Regions from separate parts of the Homo sapiens genome. Here region 1 is linked to region 2. Evidence: chromatin contacts called from ENCODE Hi-C or POLR2A ChIA-PET data. All regions are on one chromosome and are shown on one strand. The core of a region is the stretch at or near the end of the contact, and the rest is flanking DNA. Distances in the headings are between cores, read along the strand shown. Region 1 has its middle 22 kb from the start of C1orf21-DT. Region 2 has its middle 100 kb from the start of C1orf21-DT.

The links. Hi-C counts contacts between places; a loop is a spot of excess contacts on that map. ChIA-PET counts read pairs that join two places held with the same protein, here RNA polymerase II (POLR2A). Pooled maps may share reads with other maps.
Region 1: a map of psoas muscle shows a loop between it and region 2 (2.9-fold over the local background). The contact joins two enhancer-like sites. A Hi-C loop is called at or near these places in 3 of 168 maps with a recorded cell type or tissue (gastrocnemius medialis, psoas muscle and sigmoid colon) and 2 of 50 pooled maps. POLR2A ChIA-PET finds 5 or more read pairs at or near these places in 3 of 52 experiments (H1, HEK293 and activated CD4-positive, alpha-beta T cell).

The regions. Positions count from the first base shown.
Region 1 is chr1:184,363,211-184,366,358 of GRCh38, forward strand. No RefSeq gene overlaps it. Among named protein-coding and RNA genes, the nearest start is that of C1orf21-DT, 22 kb to the right of the region's middle. RefSeq lists enhancers at 254-754, 755-1,255. Within about 2 kb of position 1,286, at least 4 of the 41 ENCODE cell types and tissues checked have a DNase peak (open chromatin) inside an H3K27ac peak, as active enhancers do.
Region 2 is chr1:184,282,658-184,285,880 of GRCh38, forward strand. No RefSeq gene overlaps it. Among named protein-coding and RNA genes, the nearest start is that of C1orf21-DT, 100 kb to the right of the region's middle. Within about 2 kb of position 1,958, at least 4 of the 41 ENCODE cell types and tissues checked have a DNase peak (open chromatin) inside an H3K27ac peak, as active enhancers do.

The sequences.
Region 1 (3,148 bases), core at 36-2,535, 80 kb after region 2:
AGTTGCTCTTTGCATGGAAGTGCTTCTGCCTTGTACCTCTGCTGTGGCAGACCCTCTAGTTGCCCACCTTACATCCATTCCCTCTACCATCAACTACTGCCCCGTTTTCTTGTTATAGGTATTCCCATTTGTTCAGGAATCAAACAGCCAAATTCTTCAGGGGAGGCTGGCCTTCTCCCCAGCCCCAGGGGTTGAATCTCAGTGGTTGGACAAATCATGATAATTCCATTTCCTTTCCAGTCATTGGTTTAGGAATAAGCATGCGACCCACAATTCTGGCCAATGATACTTCTTGTTTTGACAGGAAGTCTGCAGGGGGACTTCTGCAAGGGGAAGTCTGCAGGCCTCAAAGATGGGCAGCAGTTGGGACAGCTCTCACAGGAAGGTCTTCAGGATCACAGCAGGGACATGTATGTCTCCATAGCTGTCAAAGTTCATGGGCTTCCCTGCACACAGAACACAGTACAGCTGAGGTCTGGGCTCTGGCCTGGAGTTTGCTGCTGCAAAACGAGCTCTGAAGCAAAATGGCTTGAAAACTCCTGGTGCAAATAGCCTTATTCTAGAGCTACATGTCCCATGGATGACTTTGTCCTCACCTGGATATGGGGGTGCTCTTACCTCACCAGCCCCCGTGGCTGCACACCTCGCCGTTACTGCTTCCTCCTGGGTCCCCGGCAGAGGCTGGGGTGGGCTATTTAGCTTCTCTGCAGTGTTGCTTCCAGCTCGGATGGAAGCTCTCTGAGCCCAGGGCCTTAGCACAGGTGACACACAGCCCACAGGCCTGGGACAGGCAGGCAGATGAGTGCCCGAGCTTGGCACCATGCAGCCCTGAGGCTTCGTGAGTAAGGCACGATTGATCGTGTGAGCAGGAGGGATCGAGGGCAAGTCTTCTCAGCAAGGTGGTGGCTTCATTAGTGTTTGCATAGAGGACTCTGCGGGAGGAGCTTCTGGAAAGTTCTGTTTGCTGTTCAAAAGAAATATAAAGATGTTTCTTCTTAGGCCATTGGATACTTTTGTGTGGATATGATGCTCAGGGCTGCTGTAGCCACCTTGAAACCATGAGTGAATATGCCTGGAGCCAAAAGCTAACACAATGAGGATGGTGTAATAGAAAGATGGTTTATTAGGTTCTCCAGAGAAACATATATAGAGAGAAATATAGAGAGATGTAAGAGGAGACATATAATGAAACTTGGCTCACACAATTATAGAGGCCTACAAGTTCCAAGATCTGCCAACGGCAAGCTGGAGAACCAGGAAATTGACTCCTGGTGATGTAACTCCCACTCCGAGGCCAAAAGCCTGAGAACCCGGAGTGTTCTCAAGGTCAAGGGAGGGACAGTGGGAGGTGGAGCTAGTGTAAGTCCCAGAGTCAGAAGGCCCCAGAACCAAGAGCTGTGATGTCCAAGGGTGGGAGAAAATGGATGTCTCAGATCAAGGAGACAGGGAGAGGCTGGGCATGGTGGCTCATGCCTGTAATCCCAGCACTTTGGGAGGCCAAGGTAGGCGGATCACTTGATGTCAAGAGTTCAAGACCAGCCTGGCCAACATGGTGAAATCCCGTCTGTACCAAAAAAAAAAAAAAAAAAAAAAAATTAGCCAGAGGTGGTGGTGCATGCCTATAATCCCAGCTACTTGGGAGGCTAGGGCAGGAGAATCACTTGAACCCGGGAGGTGGAGGCTGTAGTAAGCCAAGATTGTGCCACTGCACTCCAGCCTGGGTGACAGAGTGAGGCTCCATCTCAAAAAGAAACAGACAGGGAGAGAATTCACTCTGCTATTCAGTGGGCATTCAGTGGATTGGATGATACTTGCCCACAATGGTGAGGGCAGATCTTCTTTACTTAGTGCACTGATTCAAATGCTCATCTCTTCCAGAAACACTCTCACAAACACACCCAAAAATAATGTTTAGTCACCTACCTGGGTATTCCTTACCCAGTCAAGTTGACACAAAAAATTAGCCATCACAGATGGGAAGAATCTGGATCCCCAGTGAACTCTGAGCTGAATTTAAAACCCCAAAATCACCTGACTTCAAGACTTTATTGTTATGTGAGGTAATAAATGCCCTTATTGTCTAAGCCACTTCTGGTGGATTTTCTGTTCTTACAGTCAAAAGCATCCTAACTAGCCAGGCAAGGTGGCTCACACCTGTAGTCCCAGCATTTGGGGAGGCTGAGGTGGGTGGATCACTTGAGCTCAGGAGTTCAAGACCAGCCTGGGCAACATGGTGAAACCCCCTCTCTGCAAAAAATATAAAAATTAGCAAGGCATGGTGGTTTGCGCCCATAGTCTTATCCACTTGGGAGGCTGAGGTGGGAGGATTACTTGAGTCTGGGAGGTGAAGGGTACATTGAGCTGTGATCGCACCCCTGCACTCCCACCTGGGCAACAGAGTGAAACAAAAGCATCTTAACTAATACGTCTGTTAGCCCCATAACCAACTCTAGAAGAACCTTATATCTCATATTATAGTATCTGATTACTCCAAGAAAATACACATTAGTACTGGGATTTTTCTGTTGGGAGAAAGATTTTTTTTTTTTTGCTCATTCCTTTCCTAGTTTTCTCCCATACTGACATAGCAGCTTGTCTCCACCACAAGGCTTAGTCTCACTGAGTACTTTGTAGCTACCACTCATTCATGAAGACCTGACTGAGCTTTTAGTTCTGACATTATTGCATCAGCCTAAAACAGAATGGTAGTCCTAGCCACATCAGACACCGAAACAATGAAGAGAAGTCTTTATCATTCAGGTGCTGGCATTTTAATTATCTGTTTGTTGTTGTTGACATTGACATTGTCATCTCCATCGCCAGCAGTCTGAGCTCCCCAAAAGCTTCTCTATAATATGCCCAGTGCTTCACATATAATAGGCATTTAACAAATGTTTGTTATATGAATGCATGAGTGAACTCTAGTTACAATTAGAATGTCAAGGAGGATTTGGAGAACTTGAAGATCTGTGTGGTTCCATTTTTGAGATAGAAACTGAAATACTAACTAGCCTTTTTCTGCCACATCTAGTTAAAACCAAAGAGTAAAAAGTATCATACCACCCTTTTTAAGAATGAAGTGTCCTCCTTCCTTGCTCTTCCTCTGATTCTCATGCTTGCTCTCTCTGGAAGTTTTGGAATCTAAATG
Region 2 (3,223 bases), core at 708-3,207:
TGCAACAACATGAGTGCAGCTGGAGGCCATTAACATAAACGAATTAATGCAGGAACAGAAAACCAAGTACCACATGTTCTCACTTTTAAGTGGGGGCTAAATAAGCATTGCATACACATAGACATAAAGATGGGGCCAATAGACACTGAGGACTACTGGAGGGGGGCGTGGGCTGAAAAACCACCTATTGGGTACTATGCCCACTGCCTGGGTGATGGGATTATTCAGCCCCCAAACCTCAGTATCACACAATATACCCAATGTAACAAACCTGCACATGTACCCCCTGAATCTAAAATGAAAGTTGAAATTATTTTTAAAAAATAAAAATATCACTATGGCTGTTGTATTGAAATAATATTCTCCCTTACATGTATAATTTAGTGTGATCATTTTCTGAAATTCCTATAATTCTCATTTTACAAGCAAGAAGTCGAAGGGTAGAAAAATCAAGTAATCTTTGAGTAAGTGGTAGAGCCAGGAATCAAACCCAAACCAAGAATTGTCTGAATTCTAAGCCTGAACTCATTTTATGACTGCCTTGAAAGAACAACTTCTAGGTTCCCATTAGTTCATGACAACTGAAACATATGTTTCAGACATAGGAAGAAGCAGCATGTTCTATCTGGCTTAATAGATGGAGGGCAACAAAAATAATAAATTAATGGACTAACTTAGCAAATGAGTAATGAGTTCCTCCTATGTTTGTAGACACCGTGTTAAGTATTGGAGGGGCAAACTCACCCCTTAGATAGCTTATAGTTTAAGAAGTGAAAGATAGATATTGACAAATATGTGTGATAAAGTATTATTGAAACAATTTTAAAAGAATCTATAAGCTCCAGTGGGGGCCAAAATCAAAGTGATCAATTCTAAGATGGAGGGGATGGACTGTGGTATGTGACTCTTTGCAGTTGGGAAAACTTTTTCTCTCATCTGATGTCTTGTATTGCCTAGTTTACAGTCTCATAGTTTAGTTCAAGTGGCTTAAGAAGATCTTGTTTTTCTCTTGAGGTGCTTTCCAGGAAAAAAATGTAAGACTTTCTCACTTGAAGCATCCTCTCTGGGTCTTACCACTTTGCCATCTTGCTGCATTGGAGAGTCCTTTGGTGCAGTCCTTCCAAAAGCCCCTGCCAATCATCAGGGAGGGAGCGTTGGGAAATGAAGACATGGTCTGTGGGCACCGAGCCTATCCTGGGTCAGAATTCCTGATTCTACAATTTACTAAACTGTGTAACACTTGGAAATCCTTGTACCCTCCTCATCTGTAACTCAGGCATAAAAATACCACTTCATAGCATTGTGTTAAATAAAACAGCCAAGGCAAGATGAGCCTGATTCATAACAATTGCCTGATGAGTGTGAGCTCTTTGTGGGATTATTTTAGCGACATTATCTTCCCACACCAGAATTTGTGGCAGTGCTGAACTGGTCATTGCTTTGGTCAACATTTATAGCTATCCCTCCCTTGGAGGAGGAACTCCAGAAGGCTGGCTGCTGGCTTTATTTATTATTCCTGCTGGAAGGGAGGAGGACAGAAGGCTGGGGAATCACAAGCCCCTTGCTGGGATTTCACCTCAGCTGGTTCCATCAGTAGCCTCACCCCAGGGATTACATAAATATTTTGTGTTCCCAGAACCTCACTCTGGGCACTGTCCCAAGAGAGCTCAGTGTTTAGAATGCTGTGTCCTCAGCAGTCTGGCTTCAGACTTTATTAGTTAAGAGAAACTGCAGCAGACAGAAGCCCTCTTTTGAGTGTTTCTAGGGAGATAATGAGCCCATCACCATCACAATCATCAATAAGCATTGGCTTAACATGTCCTGTCTCCAGGACAGTTTGCTAGATGCAAAAATGATTCCATCCTTGGGGTCGGCCTAGTGTCACTTACTTCCGCTCCACTCTGGTCACACTACTTAATATTTGATGACCCTTTGACATGAGACAGTGAGGACAGGCATCAGCCCTCAATGTTGGAGATGACTGCTCCCTGATATAGTCAACCACCAAATTCATGGGCTTGAGGATGAGGCAGAACCCAGACTGCTCAGCAGAACTCATAAGCTCCCCTACAAAGAGTGTTTTTGTGATTTCCTGGGACACACCTGGAAAAGCAGAGTCATGGCCCACACAGGTGGGAGGACCTACAGAGGGGGGTCTTCTGTAAACATAAACATACATAGACTATCCCTATGGGGCCTGGAGCTCCTGATCTAAAGCCTGGAATAGGGAAAAGGAGAGCAAGAGAGACAGGTAAGTCAGTAAATACAAGGCAATGGGATATTTGCAGTAACAGAAAATAATGTACAAAACACTCAGAGAGCACAAGTGGCAGTTTATCCTGATCCCAAAGGGGCCTAAAATTCCTATTTATAGGAATGTAGCTTGGTGAGACCTAGAAAATAAGTAGACCCCTGATGCTTTAAAAAAAAAATTGCTGAATTGCAAAACCCTGCAAGGGCAATGATTAAGCCTATTTGACTTGCTTTATATCATAACTATCATGGAGTTGAAAGCATGTGAATATTGAATATGGTGGAACTCCTGCAATAGTAAAGAAAGGGACATTTGCAGGCAGTTTTGGGTGACGACTGGGACAGGGTATGAAGTGTGGACTAATTGGTTGAGTGCTGACTAGGATAAAGTCATCTCTCCATTCTCCAGAATAATCTTCACCCATCTTGATTAGGTGATTTGGGGTAAATCAATTAAATGTTGGGCTTCGGCCTGTCCACAAAGTTGGAATTTGGCAGCCTATCCTCCCTTACAGAAGCATCAAGGAGCTGATAGTCTTAGAAAGGTGCTTTGTGTTTCCAGAAAGAAAGTTGTTTGAACATCTGAGGTCTTATCATTTGCATGGTGTGACTCAATAAAGGCATCATTATACTTGGGGAAGAAAACCAGAGTTGAGACACGTGAGATGGGAGAATGTGTTCAAGCATGTCAGAAATAGACGAGAGGGTCATTGTCAGAAAATAAACCCCTGGAGCAAGCGTGGCATTGGAACGCATACCTAGAATGGAGGAATACTCAGGTAATCTTCTCTTTAGATCCCTCTGGGCTAATTCCAGGAGCTACAACTGAGAAGGGCAGTCAAATTTGGACAGGCTTCAGAGGAAAGTTGTTGAGTTGATTGAAGGGCTGGAAAATCATACCTATGAGAGAAGGTTAAAGGAGATGGGTCTAGCACCAATGAACAGTGTGACTTTAGACAAGTCACTTAGG